Regions from separate parts of the Mus musculus genome. Here region 2 is linked to region 1. Evidence: chromatin contacts called from ENCODE Hi-C data. All regions are on one chromosome and are shown on one strand. Each heading gives the region's core, a stretch centred on a gene start or an enhancer-like site at or near the end of the contact. The rest is flanking DNA. Distances are from core to core; before and after follow the strand shown. Region 1 holds the start of 9330175E14Rik (RIKEN cDNA 9330175E14 gene). Region 2 holds the start of Nlrc5 (NLR family, CARD domain containing 5).

What was found. Hi-C counts contacts between places; a loop is a spot of excess contacts on that map.
Region 2: a loop to region 1 is called in a map of heart, with 1.8 times the contacts of the local background. The contact joins the promoter of Nlrc5 here to the promoter of 9330175E14Rik in region 1. A Hi-C loop is called at or near these places in 6 of 37 maps with a recorded cell type or tissue (Patski, T-helper 17 cell, heart and 2 more).

The regions. Positions count from the first base shown.
Region 1 is chr8:94,432,968-94,438,737 of GRCm38, forward strand. 9330175E14Rik (RIKEN cDNA 9330175E14 gene) reads right to left here and starts at 2,136. Exons shown (of 3, transcript NR_015514.2): 1 at 1,869-2,136; 2 at 1,260-1,509; 3 at 160-1,179. It also overlaps a transcript of Nlrc5 not described here.
Region 2 is chr8:94,471,277-94,477,747 of GRCm38, forward strand. It overlaps Nlrc5 (NLR family, CARD domain containing 5), which reads left to right and starts at 1,487. Exons shown (of 49, transcript NM_001033207.3): 1 at 1,487-1,778; 2 at 2,709-2,768; 3 at 3,356-3,424; 4 at 4,419-6,081. The coding sequence starts at 1,487.

The DNA of each region.
Region 1 (5,770 bases), core at 886-3,385:
AGCAGGGAAGGATGTAGGTCCAGCAACACATAATGGTTGGGAGAATATGGGGTGAGCCTTACTGTTGGGCTGTAACTCTTCTCACACTAACAGATGACAGCCCACCATGTACCACAGGCTGGGACTCCACCATGTGACAATAGGAAACGGAGGCTGGCTAAAAACAAGGCATCTATTTGTAAGAGGCGAGCCAGGTAAGGTTGGGAAAGCTAAGAGTCACACATAAGTAATCAGTCAAAATAATAATGACTCCCCCCCACACACACTCTTGCCTGTCAAGAACTTTCTAGATTTCCGGCTCGGTCCCGGGAGGGAGGAGGTTAGAAGGTCACAGGAATTTGAGATCCAAAGAAGGGGACTAACGTAGAAGGATTTCTTAAGAGTTTTGGGCACACAGCACATCTGCTCTAACTTCTTCTGAAGGAATTGGAAGGTGCTCCTTCTCTGGTCCTCAGGACAGATGACAGAACTGAAACTCAGAGTCAAGACTTTTGTCTAGGGCAGTGTTTCTCAATCTGGGGGACCCAACCTCTGCCAAGTCAAATGATTTCATTATGATTCGTAACAGTAGCAAAATTACAGCTATGAAGTAGCAACGAGAATAATGTTATGGTTGGGGGTCAGCACAGCGTGAGGCTGCAGTATTAAAGGGTCCCAGCATTAGGAAGGCTGAGAACCACTGGCCTAAGGTGATGTAGCCAGCACTTAAGAGGAGGACTTGAGCCTGAGGTTTGGGGGTCATGGGTGTGCTGATGACCCTGCCCTACAGTGCTAATGCACTGTCTCCCCATTCCTCCCCCAGAGCATTCTGGGAAAGTTGCTTCACTGTGGGATGTCACAGAAACCATCCTCAGGAGGAGCCTGGCCTCCTGTTCTGGGACAAAGACAAGAGGCAGGGCAGGTTGTAGAACTTGGAACAGAGACAGGAACTTTCCAGGGCTGACGCTGGCCCTGTAGTCCTTTTCTTACCGCCCACCTCTTTCCATCCCTTATCCCTGCACCAAGCTTTCTTCTGTAGCCTAGGCAACCCTTGCACCCAGGGACCAGCAGAGACACACCTGGAGGCCGCGCTTGTCCAGGTCAGGTCTCAGGTGATGAGCCGCTGTCGCCACTGGACCCTGGACCCAACTCCACGAAGTTTTGCTCAGTGGCTCCTCCTGCCTTCATCCTACATCGTCTCTGGGAAGTGTAGAAAGAAGGGTTGTGCGGGTCCTGCTGCGCTCTGGCCCCACCCACTTCCTGGCAGATGCCCACCTTACCCAGTCTCAGTAGTCAGAGAGGCATGTCCCGCTGCGATCTCCAAGCCGCGGCGGGTTCCGGGCACGCTACTCGCGCGCCCTGGGGCTGGCACTTTGAATCCACGTGATTTCTCGGCAGCGGCAGTAGAGTCTATGAACTAGCGAACAGCGCCCGCTCAGTGGCCACTTTCAGTTTCCACAGAGCGCGGTGGAGAGGGAGCTGAACTGGTGAGTTACCTGCCCAAGCCGGGGCGCGGAGGGAGATCTGTGCCTAGAGAGAGGAGGGGGTGTCAGGGGCTAGGTGGATAGACAAACGGACTGAGGGGCCCGGGTGGGTTGGGGTACTGGTGGCTTAGCAAAATGCAGTCGGACACTGTAATTTGGGGACCACAGAAATTGGAGGGAGTGGCTCAGTTTGGGAAAAAACTTTGTATGTCTGTGCGCCCCCTCTCCTGGTGCCTGCCACACTTGTCATCCCCCACCCCCAACCATACTTTCTTCTTGTTTTTTTTTTTTTCTTTTCAATGCCTTTGCTTTAATAATAATCCAGAAGCCGCCCTGTTTGCTACATATAATTCTGAATTTTCAGCCAAAACAACAAAACAAACAAACAAACAAACAAAACCCCACCTTTTATTAGACAGATAGAATTTGGCTGAACCGTAGCAACTTGCTGTTCTATAGAGGAAAGCTGCGTTCTCTAAGAGTTGCCAACCTCAGGTCGGTGGCTTCTGGCTACCAACATTGTGTTGGAACAAATACTAGATATTAAGGAATGTACAAAAAGACAGGGATCTTTAAAAACAAAAACAAAAACAAAACAGAATATTGTGTTTTAAAAGAGAACGATGTTTCTTGAATGTCCATCACCTGTATTTCTAATGATCATTGAAACTTTCCAGTCACAAGGGTAAGCCTGGGCAGCCTTTTGTCCCTGGCCTACCACAATGCCACGTGGGGTTTAAACCATTTTTTTTCCACTCAGAAAAGCTGAGCTGGGAGCTCTGGGAGGTTCCTGGAGAATTCTGGGTCTTCAGTACTATTGGTATATATTGTCAGGATTCTTCTGAAAAGGGCGGGAGGGGCTTCATACAGAAAAGGTATTTTGAAAATTGACCTTCATGATTGGGGGAAAAGGCTAGAAAATGACCAAAGGTGGGTGTAGCTGAGCCATACCTGCAGCTTTCTCTTCCTGAATCGCTTTCTTGCAAAGAAAGGAAACCCGGAAACCTGCCAGGTTCCCTCTGGGATGTAGCTCAGAGACAGGGCAGACCCTGGTTTGAGTCCCCGGCGCCACAAAAATAAGGCACCAGGCCTGAGCTCCCACCAGAGAACAGAGTGGGCGGGAGTGACTGGAAGTTCATAAGGCCCCTCATGGTGTACTGTCCACAGACCAGCACCAGCAATTATGCCTTGCCTGCCCTGCCTCCAGGACCAGCGCCCATCTGTCTTGGAATAGGACCTCTGGGTGCTCTCAATACTGTGCATCATGACCATGAGTTACGATTTCAGATCTTGGAAGGTTGGTTCCCCATCTATAGTACAGACATTATGTTCAAAATTTATCTCCTGAATCGAGTGAGACGAAATAGAAACAATGCCTCGGCCACAAGTGTGAGGAGCCTGGGGTCCTGATGGGACAAATGCCGAAGCTAAGGGAACGCCTTAGTGCCTTAGTCTGCTTAGTCCGGTCTGCCCAGAAAGCACAGGTTGGCCTGATCTCAGAAGCTAAGTATGCTTAGGCCTAGTAAGCACTTGGTTGGGAAAGTCTGCCTAGACCTGTTCCCGGACCAGCCCGAGGATAGCAGTACCTGGTCAATGTCTATGTGCTCTCTCTCTCTCTCTCTCTCTCTCTCTCTCTCTCTCTCTCTCTCTCTCTCTCTCTCTTTCTCTCTTCCCTCTAGAAAGAGTTCAACAAAACTCTGTAGATTCTCTTCTCCCATATTTTGTGCTGTGTGTTGGGTAAAGAAGACATCCCCACTGCCTCTGAACGTGACCTTATTTGGACACAGGGTGACTGCAGACACTTAAGATGAGGTTGTAGGGTGGGCCCAGTAAGACTTCTGCCCACTAATAGAGGCGATCAGCATATCCACATAGATACCTCAGGAAGGCGGCCATCTTGGGGAGGCAGAGACTGCAACTACAAGCTGAAAGACAAAAATCCCAGCAACCAAAGTGTCCCAATCGGAAAGAGGAAGGCCCCTTTACTAGCATCCTCAGAGGATGCAGACTGCAGAGAATAAAAAAATAAAAAGCCATTTCTGCCAGCGCTTGATGGAACTTTTGTTTTTTTAACCACATCTGATACATCATCCCAGCATCTCTCCTCTACCACCAGCAGAGAATTGTGGCAAAAGAGATGCAAACACTTAAGTGTTGGGGGAAGGCACGGCTGAGAGGGCAAGAGATCTGCCTAGCTTCAGAAGATTCTGGGTTCTATCCTTACTACAGAAGACAAGCAAAAACCTCTTTGTAGGTGTTCTCAGGATGCAAAGCATCGTCTCTCTTCACCAAATATGTTTCTGTGAGTGTAGTTGATAGCCTTTAATGCTAGCACTTGGGAGGCAGAGGCAGGTGGATTTGGGAGTTCGAGGCCAGCCTGATCAACAGAGTGAGTTCCAGGACAACCAGGGCTACACAGAGAAACTCTGTCTCGAAAAAACCAAAAAAAAAAAAAAAAAAAAAAACAACCCAAAAACAAAACAAACAAACTCCTGTTTCTGGGTCCCTGAAAGTGGGTAGAGGCAGCATGACCCCCATTCTTTTCTTTAGGAGAGCCTTGAGTCTTCCATTCTGTGGATCTCGGAGATGTGGGTAGCAGGCTTTGTGATTCTGGTCACCTGTGACTTCGGATTCTTCCCTTTCTCTGTCACTGCCTCAAATCATAGCATAGACACACCCATTGCTCCAGATTGCTCGATCTTCCTGATGACCTCATATGGTGCTCCTCCTAACTCTAACTCAGAGAGGCACTGGCCACCCTCTGACTGACTCACCCATGACTCTTGTTGAAGGGTAATTACAAGAAGCTGATATGCAGAGACCCTCTAGCACTAGGTTTTTCCATGTGTTTGTTACCATATTTTAATGAACTCAGATATGTTTTTTAAAAAGTCACTTGTTAAACTAAATAATATGTATGATGCTAAAATAAAACCAAAGCTCAGGTGTGGTGCCATATACCCAGTATATATAGGTGGTTGAGGCGATGAGAGTTGGAACATAGTTGGTCTCAGAACCTAGGTACTGAGACCCTGTCTCCAGCATTTTTTTTAATCAATTACTTAATTAAGTAACAAATACATCTATAGAGTAAAAAATCCAGTCACTCAGATGCTATCTGTGAAGACAAGCAAGAACAAGCAGTGTGATTGGGTTTCTGTATCTTATTCCAGTGTCTCTCTCAGACTTTACAGACAAGAGTATCCAGTGTTTTCCCCTACACAATCAGCCTCAGCTAAATAGACTTTAGATCATACACATACAAATATACAGACGTACATATGTGCTTCCATGACCATATACATGCACACACATGTGTATTCTCTCTCTCATGATGAGAGTGTACTGCATAGAGTGTGGACAGGTTTTTTTTTATTTAATGCAATAAATAATCTTTTATTTTTCTCTCTATATTTATTATTTTGGTGCTGGAGATCAAACACAGGGCCTTGGGCATACCTAGTGAGCGCTTTTCCACTGAACCATGTCTTCAGCCCTCTTTATGGTTGTATATTCTCTGTGTGTAGAAAAACCTACTTATGCAAGTATATTCTGTACTTTGACCATATATATATTATATGTATATATACATACATACAGTATATATTAGATGTAAAAATTAATATATGTATTTTATGTATCTATAAAATAATGTATTATTTTGTACATCTATATAAAATCCAGGATCCACAAATGAAAGAAAACATTCAATGTTTATTTTTCTGAGTTTGTCTGGTGATCTCCAGCTGGGTCGATTTTCTTGCAAACACCATCTTTCTTTTTCTTTATAGATGAACAAAATACCATTTGTGTGTGTGTGTGTGTGTGTGTGTCTATGCCACATTTTCTTTATCCGCTTTACTACTGGCAGACACTCAGGCTGATCATACAAACTTGGCTATTGTGAGTGGTGCTGCAATACCATGGATAATAAACATGAGTGTGCAAGCGTCTCTGGGATGTAATGTTTTGGAGTCCTTCAGCTGTACATGAGTTGGTGCAGCTGTATCATATGGTGATTCTATTTTTAACTTTTATTTTTAAGTACCTCTGTATTAATTTCTATGCTGGCTAAAATAATTTACAGTCCCAGTGAGTGTACACACATGCACAGACACACACATGCACAGACACACACACACAAATATGTATACTTTCCTATTCCTGAATCCTCAATGGCATTTGTTGTTTTCAGAGTGGGGTGAGATGGAACTCATTATTATTTCAACTTGCATCCTCCTGATGGCTAAGGAATTGAACCTTTTTCTTTTTTAATTTTAAAAAAATTTGTATGTCCATTGGTCCTT
Region 2 (6,471 bases), core at 237-2,736, 38 kb after region 1:
GTTTTTAATTATTATAAATAATTGTGCCAGGAACACTTTCAAAACTGTTCATGAACAGTACAAAAAAAAGTTGCACAGCCACGGTAGCTTCCTGCTGCCTATGGAGTTACTAGCTCACAAATATCAGTTATTATTTTAGGCTTCTGCTTTGTAAATGCCCTGTGCCTTCTGTTGGAACTCTTCCCAGCAGGCTTTTGGTGAGTTTCAGTCTAGAGGGGGAGACTGGAGAGATGGTTCAGCAGTTAAGAGTTCTTGTTGCTTGTCTAGAGGCCCCAGGTTTAGATCCAAGCCCCCACATCAGATGGCTCAGAACTGCTTTGGAACTTCAGCTCCAGAGAATCCAGTGACCTCTTCTGGCCTGTGCAGGTGCCTACCAGTATGTGGCATTCAGTCACACAGACACAGACTCATAAATAAAAATAAAAATAAAAATAAATCTTTGGGATGAGGTCAGCTTAAAGAGAAAAAGCAGATGTTTTGTGTTAGTTTAAGACTTCAGTTCACTCTAAGCAGAAATCCTTAAATGCATTTTGAACCAAATAGAAATGTATCTCTCCATCATATAGTGGAAGGCTAAAGTCATAGAGTCCAGGGAAGATAAGCACCTTTACCCACACATTTCTCAGCCCCAGCTTCTACCTCATGACCCAACATAGCTGCCCAAGGGCTAGCCATCCTGTTGACATTCCAGTCACCAGGAAGAAGCAAAGGAAGGCAGTTAACATTTGACTTGCATCCCACTGGCCAATCCTCCCATGATGCAGCTGCATCTAACTAGCTACATCTATTCTGGATGACCAGGGAATAGTTGGGAATTATACTACTAAGAAAGAAAGGAAGGACAATATTAGGGGATGGCTAGATGACTTTGTCCTGAAGTTAACCCAGACTGAAAGCAGCACATCTGGTCCGTGGAACAGCATCCTTAGAGACCCATATACTTTGATGAGCTGATAGTGCGTTCTGCTTAGCCAGAGTATAGTTAAGGATAAGAAGCAGGCCCATCTCTGAAGTTGATTGTGAGGAGATACATGGGAGAGGCAAAGTTACTTTTCTGTTGCTTTAATAGAATTCACTAACAATAGAGAAAGGAGTCCTTTGGCTCACAGCTCAAGGGTGCAGTCCATCACCTGGGAAGTCAATGTGACCACAGCTTGAAACATTGAATCCACTGTCAGGAAGCAGAGAGTGATAAATGCTAGTGCCCAGATCCCTTCCTTCACTTCATATGGTCCAGGATCCCCTGCCCAGGGAATTATGCTATCCACTGCCAAGATGGATCTTCCCATATCAATTATGTAGTGCAGATAATCCTCTACAAGTTCAGCCAGAGGCTCATCTCCCAGATGATTCTAGATTCGGTTGGCATTCGGCTAAGGGCACATAAACACACCCACCCCAAGGCCACTTACCCCAGCCTGCCTGCCCCCTACTCACCTACCCCCAGTTCACCTGTTTTCCTTCCTCTCTGCACGGCCAGCTTCTGATGGACGCTGAGAGCATCCGACTGAACAATGAAAACCTGTGGGCCTGGCTTGTGAGGCTGCTGAGCAAAAACCCAGAATGGCTGAGTGCCAAGCTTAGGTCCTTCCTCCCGACCATGGACCTGGACTGCAGCTATGAGCCCTCCAACCCTGAGGTCATCCACCGTCAGCTCAACAGGCTGTTCGCCCAAGGCATGGCCACCTGGAAGTCTTTCATCAATGATCTGTGCTTCGAGCTTGATGTACCTTTGGACATGGAGATACCACTAGTGAGCATCTGGGGCCCAAGAGATGGTAAGGGCTCAAACGGGAGGTTCAAGGCTGCCAGTACAGCCTTGTGGCCTGGAGAGCTCCAGAACCCACAGTGATCCATCTGGTCACACAGAGAGGACACACAGAGGACATACATTCCAAATGCCTTCAGTGACCAAACGGCTTCCTTCTGCAGGGCAGCCAGGAGACCACAGCCTCTACTAATAAGCAGGAAAGTTTGACTGCTCTGTTTGGCACTTTCTTGACCATAGGACTGAGGAGCAGCACAGGATGCTAAGGGACAAGGAGTCCTTAGATAAAAAGTGGGGACTCATCCATGAGCTCTACCAATGTAGAGGTGGGAGGAACATACTTATAAATACATGAGCAGACAGACAGCACACACATGCATGTGAACACGTACACACAGAGATTGATCCGTGTTGCAAGACGAGTCTGGTGAGTAGTCAACATCGCTGCCGACCTTGCGTGCTCACTCAGCTTCGCCCAGACGGCCAGGGGCATGACTGCCTGCCCCCCGGGGTCCAACAGCGCAATGACACCCGGGTCGCATTGGGGACAGTTCATCCAGTCCCCCGGGCCCCCTCCCCCGAGAGGTAGAGAGGCGACGGGGCTGGGGGTGACACTGCCCCATCCCCACCCCCAAGCCACCTTCCCTGCTGGGCCTTCCCAGCCATCCCGGAGCCGCCAGTCGCTGCGCACCACCAAGGTGAAAGTGCTGTGTGCAGACAAACATCCTCACTGTGTATATACATATACACTTCTGTCTATTGCTGCCTGCAGAGCGCACTGCCTGCTTCCCTGGCAGATGACTAGGCATCAGTTTTACATCCATGGAACCTCTGATTGTTCCCAGACAGACACCACTCAGAGCTACCCATGCACCCAATACCTTCAAGACACCGTATCCCACATCTTCTTCAATGGACTATGTCCTGCTCTGTTTTACAGAATTCTCTAAGCAGCTAGGGGCAGGAGAGGAGAGCTGCCCTGGACCTCAGCTGTACCATGGTGAGATTTGGGACTAGGGTTTGGGGTTCCAGCTGAGCTGCTCAGTCTTCACCTTACGCTAGTGGTGGTCAGTGACCACCATGTCTACCCTACACATGGACCAAGCCCCGTTTCATCCCTTCCTGTGACTTTCAAGGCCTGCCACACTGCCTTTAATACAGGGATATAATTTGGAGCCCCGGAAGAGACTGAGTATAGCTGGTCTCACCCCTCCAGATTCCTTGTCAGCTGTCACCTAGGGAGCCTGTTCTCATGACTCTGTCCCAACCTCATGGAACTGCAGGAAGGCAGGTATCATGTTGTGAATTTGTATATAGACAAGGACCAGTTGCAGGCTCAACTAAACAATTGGAAGCTTCAGTCTCACAGAACCTGTGCCTTCCCTAATAGGCATGGTGCTTAGGATGCCCTGCTGTGGGCCTGCTTAGAGCGTGGAGCTTACTGGTGAAACTATAGGAATAGCCTTCTCACAACCCTAGGGTGTCTCATACTTCTCTGCCTGGGCCCACCTGTGGAACAGAGCACCCCAAAGCTGTTGCCCTGGCCCACATTTTCTCCCTCGTGTCCTTACTTTTTTTTCTTTCCAGGTGCCAAACGTCCTTTTCAGAGCTATGGGTCCTCACCCCGTCGGAAGAACAGCAAGAAGCAGCAGCTCGGTGGGTTATGGAAGTAGGAACCCCAGCCTAGGATAAGGTTGCCCTGAGGTTGATCACAGATTCTGGTGGGCTGAAAAGGCCCAGCAGCTTGTTCTCCAAGACTCCAAGAGAGAAAGACTGTAGGTCCTGAATGAGCAGTGGAGATGGGCTATTTCAAGGGCAGATTTGTCATCTAGGCTCTTCCAAACTGTCCTCAAGCTTGTGGGAGCATGAGGGTAGTAACCGATGTGACCTCAGACCTGGGTCTCGGGGCATGCTGCGAATGAGAGAGGATGGAGGAGATGGAGGTGTCTTGGAGAACTTCCAGGCAGGAAGGCCATGGGGACACAGGGCACTGAAGCTAGGCTATAGGGAAGGGGAGAGATAAAGCAGCCTTCATCCCTGACCTGTGGTTAGCAATAGTCCTTAACCCAGCTCTCACATGCACACACACTCCACTAGGCATGGGCATAACCAGAAAATTCACGCCTGTCCAGAATAAACCACGACCTCAGTCCTTTCTGGGGAAGGGGTCAGGGCCGAGTCTTCCCAATGACCTAGGAAGGAAGAAATAAAACATTTGGCATAACAAGAGCTCAGTTCCCATGGTTTGATTGACTGGTCCAAAGCCTGCAATTTGTTGGTGCTTCCTCTCGAGGCAAGGATGCCCTTGCCTTTGCCATGTTAGAGCCAATTCCCATAGATGTTGCAAAACAAACACCACACCCAGCTTCCTGAAAACTACATCACCTGTATTGACCTGGAAGAGAGAGGTGTGACCCAAGGACCCATCCCCACCTCCCTGCATAAGTGGCTGCTATGGGGGCCTATAATGCTGTGTAGCCAGTTCCTCTGGAAATATGGACAGCCTAAGACTTTCCATTGTGCCCTTAACACTTCTCCCCATGTACACATAGCTGTGGACTAAAGACAGCAGCAGGATGATCATAGAGCCCCGGGACATGTATCAAGTGTGAGAGCTCCTACCCTCATACTATTCCTTGGCCCCTTGCAGAGTTGGCCAAGAAGTATCTGAAGCTCCTGAAGACCTCTGCCCAACAGTGGCATGGTGGTGTGTGCCCAGGAGCATGGCTTACTCCTCACTCCCCACAGACCTACATCCCCCCAGTTCTTCAGTGGAGCCGGGCTACAGCACCCTTGGATGCTCAGGAGGGAGCCACTTTAGGAGACCCTGAAGCAGCCGACAACATTGATGTGAGCATCCAGGATCTCTTCAGCTTCAAGGCTCACAAGGGACCTCGAGTGACAGTACTACTGGGAAAGGCTGGGATGGGTAAGACCACTCTGGCATATCGGCTCCGCTGGAGGTGGGCTCAAGGTCAGCTGGACCGCTTCCAGGCTCTGTTCCTGTTTGAGTTCCGCCAGCTCAACATGATCACACAGTTGCCGACCCTGCCCCAGCTCCTCTTTGATCTGTACTTGATGCCAGAGTCAGAGCCTGATGCTGTTTTTCAGTACCTAAAGGAGAATGCTCAGGAAGTCCTACTGATCTTTGATGGGTTGGATGAGGCTCTCCATGCTGATTCTGTGGGTACTGACAATGCAGGCTCGGCCCTCACCCTCTTTTCTGAACTCTGCCATGGGAACCTCCTGCCAGGCTGCTGGGTGATGACCACCTCCCGTCCTGGGAAACTGCCTTCCTGTGTGCCCACAGAAGCAGCCACGGTACACATGTGGGGCTTTGATGGGCTACGAGTAGAGAAGTATGTTACCTGCTTCTTCAGTGATCTTCTGTCTCAGGAATTGGCCTTGAAGGAAATGAGAACCAATGCACGTCTCCGGGGTATGTGTGCAATACCTGCGTTGTGCACAGTCACCTGCTTCTGCCTTCGCCGTCTGCTTCCTGGAAGCTCCCCAGGGCAGTCTGCAGCCCTCCTGCCCACCATAACCCAGTTGTACCTGCAGATGGTGGAAACTTTTAGCCCCAGTGAGACTCTGCTTGACACATCCATTTTGGGCTTTGGAAAGGTGGCCCTTAGGGGACTGGACACTGGGAAAGTCGTCTTCTCTGTGGAAGACATCTCTCCCCAACTGATGTCTTTTGGAGCTGTCCACAGCCTCCTGACCTCCTTCTGTATCCACACCCGCCCTGGGCATGAAGAAATAGGCTATGCTTTTGTCCACCTTAGCCTGCAGGAGTTCTTTGCTGCTCTGTATCTGATGGCCAGTCACACAGTGGACAAAGACACACTCGTCGAGTATGTCACCCTCAATTCCCACTGGGTGCTGAGGACCAAAGGTAGACTGGGCCTCTCGGATCATCTCCCTGCCTTCCTGGCAGGCCTAGCCTCCCACACCTGCCACATGTTCCTCTGCCAACTGGCTCAGCAAGACAGAGCCTGGGTGGGCTCCAGGCAGGCCGCTGTGATCCAGGTGCTAAGGAAGTTGGCTAGCCGGAAACTCACAGGGCCAAAGATGATAGAGTTGTATCACTGTGTGGCTGAGACCCAGGATCTGGAGCTGGCGAGGTTCACTGCCCAAAGCCTTCCTTCCCGCCTCTCCTTCCACAATTTCCCTCTGACCCATGCAGACCTGGCTGCACTGGCTAACATTTTGGAGCACAGGGATGATCCCATTCACCTGGATTTTGACGGCTGCCCACTGGAGCCCCACTGCCCAGAGGCTCTGGTAGGATGTGGGCAGGTGGAGAATCTCAGGTGAGTCAAGTCAGAAAAGAGGTTGGAAAGGGTGGGGGAAGCATTGGGCTTTGGAGAATGGCAGGCCAAGCAGTCTGGCAGAAAGACTGGACTCAAGTCTTGACTTTCAGAAAAAGCATGTCCCGTACTCATTTAGTGTGCAATATACTGAGCCTTGATCAGACCCTTGGAGTTCAGTTATACCTTTGACTCTTGCCTGTGACTTCTTGACTCTCATATCTCCCTGGCGATCAGGGACTGGAGTGTTAGATTTGGGCTGTGCAACTCAAGACTGATTGACCTTGAACAAGTTACGTATTACTTCCCTTAAGGGTGTTTCTCCACACCTGCAATGGGTTCACAAGTCAGGAGGGTATTGGGAGAATGTGTTAGAGTGATGGGTTCTCAATG